2 separate regions of the Homo sapiens genome follow, and region 2 is linked to region 1. Evidence: chromatin contacts called from ENCODE Hi-C or POLR2A ChIA-PET data. All regions are on one chromosome and are shown on one strand. Each heading gives the region's core, a stretch centred on a gene start or an enhancer-like site at or near the end of the contact. The rest is flanking DNA. Distances are from core to core; before and after follow the strand shown. Region 1 overlaps TOM1L2 (target of myb1 like 2 membrane trafficking protein). Region 2 overlaps TOM1L2 (target of myb1 like 2 membrane trafficking protein).

Evidence for each region. Hi-C counts contacts between places; a loop is a spot of excess contacts on that map. ChIA-PET counts read pairs that join two places held with the same protein, here RNA polymerase II (POLR2A). Pooled maps may share reads with other maps.
Region 2: a loop to region 1 is called in a pooled map, with 4 times the contacts of the local background. The contact joins two enhancer-like sites. A Hi-C loop is called at or near these places in 9 of 50 pooled maps. POLR2A ChIA-PET finds 5 or more read pairs at or near these places in 11 of 52 experiments (A549, A673, BJ and 6 more).

The regions. Positions count from the first base shown.
Region 1 is chr17:17,955,895-17,960,857 of GRCh38, forward strand. All of the region lies in intron 1 of TOM1L2 (target of myb1 like 2 membrane trafficking protein), which reads right to left. Among named protein-coding and RNA genes, the nearest start is that of TOM1L2, 14 kb to the right of the region's middle. RefSeq lists a silencer at 2,400-2,449. Within about 2 kb of position 2,682, at least 22 of the 41 ENCODE cell types and tissues checked have a DNase peak (open chromatin) inside an H3K27ac peak, as active enhancers do.
Region 2 is chr17:17,851,395-17,856,494 of GRCh38, forward strand. The region is part of intron 12 of TOM1L2 (target of myb1 like 2 membrane trafficking protein); the gene reads right to left. Among named protein-coding and RNA genes, the nearest start is that of SREBF1, 17 kb to the left of the region's middle. Within about 2 kb of position 2,562, at least 2 of the 41 ENCODE cell types and tissues checked have a DNase peak (open chromatin) inside an H3K27ac peak, as active enhancers do.

The sequences.
Region 1 (4,963 bases), core at 1,432-3,931:
TGTTACAGCTCTTAAGGCAGCGTGTCTGAAGTTGTTCGCTCCTACCGCCTGGAATTGTTCATTCCTCCCAATGGGTTCGTGGTCTGCGCCAGCCTCAAGAGAAAAACTGCAGACCTTTGCAGCCAGTGTTACAGCTCATAAAAGCAGTGGACTCATGGAGTAAGCAGCAACATTTGTTTCAAAGAGCAAAAGAACAAAGCCTCCCCCGCACGAAAAAGGACCCAAGTGGGTTACCACTACTGCCTCTGGCCCCACCCACATCCTGCTGATTGGTCCATTTTACAGAGAACTGATTGGTCTGTTTTACAGAGACCTGATTGGCCTATTTTGACAGGGTGCTGATTGGTGCGTTTACAATCCCTGAGCTAGACACAAAGATTCTCCAAGTCCCCACCAGATTAACTAGATACAGAGTGCTGATTGGTGCATTTACAAACCTTGAGCTAGACACAGAGTGCTGATTGGTGTATTTACAATCCCTTAGCTAGACATAAAGGTTCTCTAAGTCCTCACTAGACTCAGAAACCCAGCTGGCTTCACCCAGTGGATCCCACACCTGGGTCACAGGTGGAGCTGCCTGCCAGTCCCTGGCAGTGCGCCTGCACTCCTCAGCCCTTGGGCGGTCGATGGGACCGGGCGCAGTGGAGCAGGGGTTTGCGCTCCTTGGGGAGGTTCGGGCCGCATAGGAGCCCACGGCAGGGAGGCTCAGGCATGGTGAGCTGCAGGTCCAGAGTCCTGCCCCGCAGGGAGACCGCTGAGACCCGGCGAGAATTCCAGCACAGCACTGGCGGGCCGGCACTGCTGGGGGAATGGCACACCCTCCGCAGCTGCTGGCCTGGATGCTAAGCCCCTCACTGCCCGGGGCCTGCGGTGCTGGGCCCGCTGAGCTCACGCCCACCCAGAACTCGCGCTGGCCCGCAAGCGCCACGCGCAGCCCGGTTCCCGCCCGCGCCTCTCCCTCCACATCTCCCTGCAAGCTGAGGGAGGCGGCTCCGGCCTCGGCCAGCCCAGGGAGGGGTTCTCACAGTGCAGCGGCGGGCTGAAGGGCTCCTCAAGCACAGCCAGAGAAGGCATCGGGGCTGAGGAGGCGCCTGAGAGCGAGCAACGGCTGCCAGCACGCTGTCACCTCTCAAGAGTACAGTGGCACAATCATAGCTCGCTGCAGTCTCCACCTCCTGGGCTCAAGCAATCCTCCTGCCTCAGCCTCCAAAGTAGCTAGGACTACAGGGAGTAGCACTACCACACCCAGCTAATTTTTAAATTTTTTGTAGAAACAGGGTCTTGCTATGTTGCCCAGGCTGGCCTCAAATTTTTGGCCTCAAGCAATCCTCCTGCCTTGGCCTCCCAAAGTGCTGGGATTACAGGCATGAGCCACCACTCCCTTATACAGCCTTTCAAAATGGCAGGTAGAGAAAACAATGCATATGATTCTTCTTCAAAATATCACTGGGATTCAACACAAAAGAGCATATACTGTATGACTCCACTCATGAACTTCTAGAAGAGATAAAAGATCAGTGGTTCCCTCTGCAGTGTGTTGGAGGAGAGGATTAACTGGGAAGGGACCTGAGGGAGCTTTCTGGGGTGAGGTTGACAGTGCGTATCTTGATGGGGTAAGGTGACAACATGTAAGCATGTGTCAAAATTATAACAAAATGTATGCATTTTACTACAAGTAAACTACCTCAGTGAAAATCATTAGAAGGCAAATATATATACATTTACACAAAATATATATAAAGTATAACATATTTATATAAAATATATATAAAATATGTATATGTATATATTTACCTGTGTGCATGTATTTACATGTGTGTATATACTTACATATCACAGGCTATACACACACACACGTACACACACATATGATTCATAGGTATGTACAGTCTCTTATGGAAAGCTGTAAGTCTTAAGAAAAACTAGGCCAGGCGTGGTGGCTCACGACTGTAATCCCAGGCCGAGGTGGGCGGATCATGAGGTCCGGAGATCAAGACCATCCTGGCTAACACGGTGAAACCCCGTCTCTACTAAAAATACAAAAAATTAGCCGGGCGTGGTGGTGGGCGCCTGTAGTCCTAGCTATTCAGCAGGCTGAGGCAGGAGAATGGTGTGAACCCAGGAGGTGGAGCTTGCAGTAAGTCGAGATTGTGCCACTGCACTCCAGCCTGGGCAACAGAGCAAGACTCTGTCTCAAAAAAAAAAAAAAGAAAAGAAAAACTAAAAGCCACTTTGATTTGGGCCTTAAGCTTTAGGTCTGAAATGAACTTGGAAAGCTTGTTCAACCTCTGTTCTTCAAAACAAACGAACGAACAAACCATGCTCTTCAAATGAGTAACTGACAGGATGTGCCCCACCCAAAGTCTCACAGCAAATCAGCAGCAGAGCAGTGAACAGTCCCAGACTTTCCCAGTCCTAGCCTGGGATTGGTTTCTCTGGTCTGGACCAGTGCCAGAAAAAGTAGATAAAACAGAAGACCATTGGTGATTTTATGAGCTAATTTCATTTAAACCATCAAATCTAGAGCTAAATAGTACCCCCAACCAAGCCCAGTCAAAAACAGGAGACTAACTTTCAAACAATAAAATGTATTTACCTTCATGAGGCTGAGTTGAAAATTTCCACTCCATTAAAATGACAGACTTACTACCCCATGCTTACCCTCCCTGCCCATATACAAATATCTAAATGACTGGCAAGAGGCTGTGAGCTAAATAGGAAGACATGTAAGAGTCATAAAACTGAGTCACTGTGGGACCTTGGCAAGTCTCCTACTGTGATACAGTAAGAAATATATATTTGGTCTTTGTCCAGGTTCCTGGCACACCTCACCCAAAACCCCTGGAATCTCCTGAGAGATAAGTGTCTTTTGTATGCTAATGAGATTGGGGCTCCCTAGCCAGAAAGACCAAGGTACATTTCAGTGTTGGAACTTTTAGCCGTACCCTCATCCCACCTTACCTCCGGAAAGGGGAGAGGGACTAGAGGTTGAGTTATTCACCAATGGCCAGATTTAATCACTCATGCCCACATAATGAAACCTCCATTAATACCCCTAAACGATGGGGTTCAAAGAACTTCCAAGTTGAACACATAAAGGTGCTGGGAGGCTGGCACAGAAGTTCTCTGCCCCTTCCCCACACCTTGCCCGATGAATCTCTTCCATTTGGCTGTTGCTGAGTTATATCCTTTGTCACGAAAATGTAAGTAAAGTGTTGTCCTGAATTTTGTGAGCCATTCAAGCATATGATCAAACATGGGGAAGGCATCACGGGAATCCCCAATTTATAGCCGGTCATGGGAAGTACAGATGGTAACCAGGAACTTGTGACTGGCATGTGAAGTGGGGGCAGTCTTGTGGGACTGAGCCCTTAACCTCTGGGGTCCGCACCAGCTCCAGGTAGTTAGTGTCAAAACTGAATTCAATTGTAGGACATCCATTTGATATCAGAAAAAAGACAAAAACAACAAAAAAATCCCTGCACATTTGCTGTCAGAAATGTCATACATCACAGACACCCTCTCTGGCCTTGTTTCCACAACCTGCAAAAATTAGAGGGTTGGACCAAATACCACTAAGACCCTTTCAACTAGAGTCTTCTGATTCTTTGAATTGCTGGTTTAAGAATTTCCACAGTTAGCATAGGAGACTCTCGCTCTCTGGAAGCCACTAGCAAATTCAGCTTTCAAACCCCAAGCAACATCATTTCTCAGGCCTCATTTCCTATTTCGACTAATGACGTGCCAGAAATCTGTGTGATTTCTCCTTTGAGGAGCAGCAAAAAAAACTCCACAGTGTCCTATTACAGGACCCAGTTCTTGTCCCCAGCTCTCAAAGACAGCCCAATTCTCTGAGATGAAAGAATCAGTCTCTCTCCATTACACTCAATTTTAAACCAAAACCCGAAACAGAATTTTTGACATGCCTCCCAGACTACAAGGCTTATGCTTCATTAATGATTAAAAGAGCAGCTGGTGATGTCTTAAAAGCAAGTTGGTCAGTTAGACAATTTAGCATGTGTTTAAATTCCGTCTTTTCCTCCATCCATCACTGTAGTTCTAAGGCAAATCCAAAGAGAAAGTAAAATACACAGGTCTTCCATTACTAAGAAGTGCCTCAGCGAGGATATAAGAAAGCACGTCCTTTGAGGAAATTCTCAGAAAACTTACTGGTATGAAGAGGACACTTGTACACTGAGTTACAGGAGGAAAACTGAAACTGAGTACATAATTTACAATACTAGTGTAGGTCTGGATTTAAGACAACTATTACTAGATTTTTCAGCTACCAAGTTCATTCAGGCATTCATTCACTCAATCCCACAAACAATACTAAGCTCTCTGGTTTAGTGGTTAAGAGCACCAGCTCTGCTGCCCACAGACCTGGGTTCAAATCCCTGCTCTGCCACTGATAATCCACAGACCTTGAGGAAGGTACTTGACTTTTTTTTTTCTGAGACAGGGTCTCTGGCTCTGTCAACCAGACTGGAGTGTAGTGGCACAATCTCAGCTCACAGCAACCTCTGCCTCCTGGGCTCATGCCATCTTCCCACCTCAGCCTCCTCCCAAGTAGCTGGGACTACAGGTGCATGCTACCATGCCCAGCTAATTTTTGTATTTTTTTGTAGAGACGGAATTTCGCCATGTTGCCCAGACTGGTCTCGAACTCCTGAGCTCAAGTGATCCTCCCATCTTGGCTGCCCAGAATACTAGTATTACAGGCATGAGCCAGTGAGCCCAGCTGGTTATTTCACTTCTAAGCCTTAGTTTCCTAGTCTTTTAAAATATGACTGACAGGCCTGGGTGACACAGTGAGAGTCTGTCTCCAAAAAAACAAAATAGAGTGATAATACCTGCCTTACAGAATTGTTGTGGGAATTAAAGAAAAGAATGCATGTAAACTACATAACCCAGTACCTAGTAAGGAGAGACATTCTGACTGCTACTAATAGCACCATCCTTA
Region 2 (5,100 bases), core at 1,312-3,811, 100 kb before region 1:
GCCCAGAGCGGGGTACAGGTGCTCAGAGGGCAGGGCAGCACCAGCCCCGGGGGGATGCAGGGGGTCTGTTTGCTCCGCTGAAGAGATTTTGAAATGCGTCCTGGTGCATTTCTGAGTGGAGAGGGGAACTGGAGGAGGTGCGTGCTCCGCTGGGCTGGGTGTGGCCTGGTAGACAGAGGCAGGCACATTTTACCATCAACAGAAACACAGCAAAAACGAGGGCTCTGATGACAAAGGGGACTATGGGGCTTTAGTCTTCTTTGTGTCTCTTTAGGGGAAATTCATGAAGCAGCCCTGAAAGCAACAGCTCCCTTTAGTCTCGTCCTTTCTTCCCTGTGTTCAATGGCTGGCTGTGCTTCAGGAGTCAAAGAAACCAAGTTCAGCTGAGCACTGGGGCGCAGCAGCCAGAGCCAGGGAGGTGACAGCTTCCAGGCATACTAAGGTGTACCACGGGGTTGCCTGAGCAGTCACCTTGCTTGGGCCCCTGTGCCAAGCACCTCAGGGACAGAGACTCTGAAAAATGCACATGGCTAAAAAGGTTTAAGTTGCCATCAAATATGACATGATAAGAAGCTCCCTAGAAGCCATGTTAATGGAATGTTGGCTCCCAGCCTAGAGAAATGAGGTGATGACCCTTAATCACCTCCTCACCTACCCTGGCTCTGGGAGGTACCCTTCCGGGGCTCACTTGCAAGACCCCTATTTCTATTACAAAAATGCCAGCTCTGTCTATAGCTGGCTTCACCCAATGCCATGATCTAGGGTAAGACTAAAGTAAAAATAAGCAGTAAAAGGAATGCATACCCCAGTGTCTATCAAATGTAAAAAATAACACGACCTTCACAAAGAAAAAGAACAAAGAACACATATCACCAGCAGTGATGTGACAACTCCAGTCCTGGGGGTTGACACCTGCTGCTGATGGTGGGGGAGGGTGGTTTGGGGTCCCAGGTAGAGTCCAGCACTCTGAGCAGGTATCTACGATGCCACCAGAGCTCTTCACTCCCTCAGTGAGCTCAGCTGGCCCCTTGCTCTGAGGAATGTGCTCTGTGTCCTAACTTCGGACCCAATGTGGGAAGCCCACAAGAGCACTTTCAGAAAGGCCCAAGCCAGTCACTGATCAGATTAGGAAGAGTCTGTGTTGCTCATTATTTCTTTGACTTACTGGGGAGTTAAGAATGTTGAATTGAGCAGGGCACGGTGGCTCATGCCTGTAATCCCAGCACTTTGGGAGGCCGAGGCGGGCAGATCACCTGAGGTCAAGAGTTTGAGACCAGCCTGACCAACAGGGAGAAACCCAGTCTCTACTAAAAATACAAAATTAGTTGGGTGTGGTGGTATGCGCCTGTAGTCCCAGCTACTGGGGAGGCTGAGGCAGGAGAATCACTTGAACCTGGGAGGCAGAGGTTGCAGTGAGCCGAGATCACGCCATTGCACTCCACCCTGGGCAACAAGACTGAAACTCTGTCTAAAAAAAAAAAAAAAAAAAAAAAAAAGAACATTGAATTGAAAAGGTATCAGGGAGTCTTATCACCCAGACATGAAACCTAGGGACAGGAGGCATGTGGGTCCTCACTGGGGGGATGGACGCACAAATGACTGACAGATGTGTTAACAATGCCTAAGGCTGGCACTTCCTTGCCCTTGCCCATCAAAAGGCAGTAGGGTACACTGCTACTCTGTGCTTGCTGGCAGGCCTTCTGCCTTGAGACATTCCTGGAACAGGACACACCAGTTATCATGCTCTCAATGACTGTAAGTCAGAATGTGTGGCCTCTGGGAGGACGCATGCCATGCTGAGTCCCCAAAACTGAAGCTTAGAAAGTCAGCAGCATCTCCAGAGAGAAAATAGTCCCACACTAGCGGTTAGAGTGTGCACCAGCCCTTTCTTTACACCTGACCAGCTTTTGTCCACTTAGCAGAAACAGACTAGATGTCCTGAGCTTTCCAATGTGTTGCAAAAGCTACAACAAAGACATTAAGGGGTCAGGGGCCTTAAACCTTCAGATTTTTCTTGTAATTGTTTTGTTGCTGCTAAAGAACAAATCCCTTGAGGCCTGGGGTCATACTTTAATTTTCTTCTTTGGGGATAAATCTTGAGAGCCAACATGCTCAGAAAATAAACAATGACACTTAAGAAATTCCTCACCTCCTCAAAAATAACTTCCCAAAAGCTGGCTCATGGGAACCCTTTTCTTCCATGTCCTAGATTTTTCCAAATAAGTAGTATGTTTATGGAATGGCATCCTCCAGACCAAGCCCTAGAGGGCACGCTGAGGAGAGTGCACTGGGTGGGGTCCATCTGGGCCCTCACACTCACTGGTGGCAGGACCTGGGGTGAGTCGCTCCTCTCTGGACCCCACTTTCTTCACCGGAGAGCTCCTGAGTTTCTTCTATCCTAAGAAGCCTTAGAGATTTGGGTGGAGAGGCAGGAGCAGGGGACAGAGGCCTGAGCAATGCTTGGCCTCAATTTCCTCATCTGTGAAATAAGGCGATTGCTAGATTGTATTTGGCTTTCAATTCTTATGACTCAGAAACCTTAACTTTCAGGTTGGTGCTTCTGTTTTCTAATTCAGAAACCCAGGGATGTCAGAAATTATGGAAACTGACTCATTACAATATAGAAGCCACTTGGCCTCAGGGCGTGAACCATGGTGGAGCAGGGTGATGGTTAACAGTTAAGCTTATATAACGTAAGCTTAAATTGACTTTCTTGTGGCCAGACACAAAACCTTAGCTATCTAAACCTCTTGTCCTGGTAAATAAATGCCTTGAGTATTATAACAGGGCAAAGTTCCTTCTAATAATGTAGGTGCTATCAGACTCAGACTAAACATGTACACTGCTTGGAAAATATGAACCAAAGAAACTGTGGGAGGCCGAGGACGCGCTCCTTGTCAGGCTGATGGGAGGGAAGTGGGGCCCTGGTTGGAGCAGGGGGCACTGCGCTGAGTCTTAGGGGACTCTGTTTCTTCCCTGCAGCTTTGGGCAAGACACCAGGCCCTTAGGAGGCCTCGGTATCCTCATCTGTCAGACTAGGGGCTGGCCCAGCAGATTCCTAAGAAGGCTGTTGGCTCTGATGTGTCATAGTTTTATTTTTATTTTTATTTATTTATTTAGTTATTTATTTAATTAATTAATTTATTTAGAGACAGAGTCTTGCTCTGTTGCCCAGGCTGGTGTGCAGTGGTGCGATCTCAGCTCACTGCGACCTCTGCTTCCCAGGTTCAGATAATCCTTGTGCCTCAGCCTCCTGAGTAGCTGGGATTACAGGCGTGAGCCACCACACCTGCCTAATTTTTTTTTTTTTTGTATTTTTAGTAGAGACAGGGTTTTGCCATGTTGGCCAGGCTGATCTCAAACTCCTGGCCTCAAATGATCTGCCCAGCTTGGCCTCCCAAAGTGCTGGGATTACAGATGTGAGCCACTGCACCCAGCCTGACATGCCATAGTTTCAGCATTTTCTTGGGCAATGATCCAAGCTGAAGGCTGGTCTGAGGGATCTGAAGAAGCGTATGAGTTGGAAGAGAGGGACAGAAAGGAAGAAGACATGTGAAGAGAGAAAAGGAAGGAAGCTAGCAGAGGAATGCCCTCCAATAGAGACTGCTGCCTGAAGCTCAGCCCCTCTGAAGATAGGTAGGCCAGGCTGGCTTGGCTGAGGCAGTGGTTAGACCAGCCCTGCCCATTTTCAAAGTCCACAGACATCTTGGATGTCAGAAGCCACAGGTTTTGATCTGAGTGGCAGGTGAGCCATCCTGCTGTCAGCTGATTCTCACTTGGAACTGCAGGCAGGGGCAGCTCTGCCTCAGGGATCAGGAGGGAGGGTTGCCTGCCCAAGGGGGAGAGGCATGTCTGTCTGGTACTCCAGGGGTTAGGATTATCCTTCCAGAGTAAGAGCCTTGGGGGCCTCCAGGTCTGAGGAGGGAGTCCCGCCCTCCAAACCCAAGCCTGGGTTTTGGCAGCAGCATTCTTTACTAACCTACCTCTGTTCTTGTTTTGACTTAGATTCTCTCACATGAGGATATTTTCCTGGCTGCACCCTGCAAAAGGGAGACACCCCTAGCTGATCACCAGCCAAGAGAGGCAAAAAGACCTCACACTAGAGAGGCCAGGGAGGGAGAGCACAAGCCTAGCAGTCTCCCTGAGAGCCGCCCGGCCCTAGCCCATTGACAAGTCTCATTTCTCTTCAACCAGTAATAAGCCTGGTGGTGTCAGTTAACTTCTGTGTTGGCTATCCACACACCTGAGTCCCAGGAGCATAAGGGTTCCAACAGATGCTCCTCTGCAGCTTCCCACAGCCCCATGCCCACAAGGAAACCCACCTGTCCAGTTTTCAATGTAACAAGAACAATTTCTGTAGCTCAGGTGTACTATTTCCAGAGAAGCTGTGAATCCCTTCCTATGTCACTTCAAGCACCACCCCACTGGGACCAAGTCTAAAAGCCTTTGATCTCACTCAATAGTACAAAAAGTTTCCAAGTAAAGAATTTGTACTCAGGAGGCTTGAAAAGACTCAAGGTTTCTACACTATGGGAAATAAGGCAAAGCAATTAATATTTGTTGTAAAGAAAAAAAAAAAAACAAACTGCAGTCAGTCAGGCAAGACACCAGGTTAGCTGTTAGTTAGGTTTGTTTCTGGGAAGTTAGAGACTGGAGCTCTACGTGGGACCTGGCAGTGGCGAGGCAGTCTGTGTGGGCAGAGACAGGCACCACCACCAGCTGCCAAGGCCACCCTCAGGGGAGTTTGTGTGGGCAGTATCCTTTTTTGCAGGATTAATAGGCACAAGGGCATGTGGGCTGGATCTTCCCAATGAATGGACATGGTTTCCAGAAGCCCTGCTGCAAAGGCCCCTGACATGTGGGCCAGAGGCCAGCCTGTCCCTGAAGAAGCAAATGAGAGGCCTGGGCCAGCACATCTCTCTAAGAATGGGCTTGGGGTCTAGTGGAGGAACTGCCTTCTCACGCAGAGCAGCAGTATGCTGCTACTATGAGAGGTGGCAGGAGACCTGCCCAGGCTGACAGCAGAGCTGTGCAGAGGGCACCAGCCCAAGCTGGGTGGCAGGCAGATGCCCCTTGCTCCCACGGCTCTGGGTGATCCTG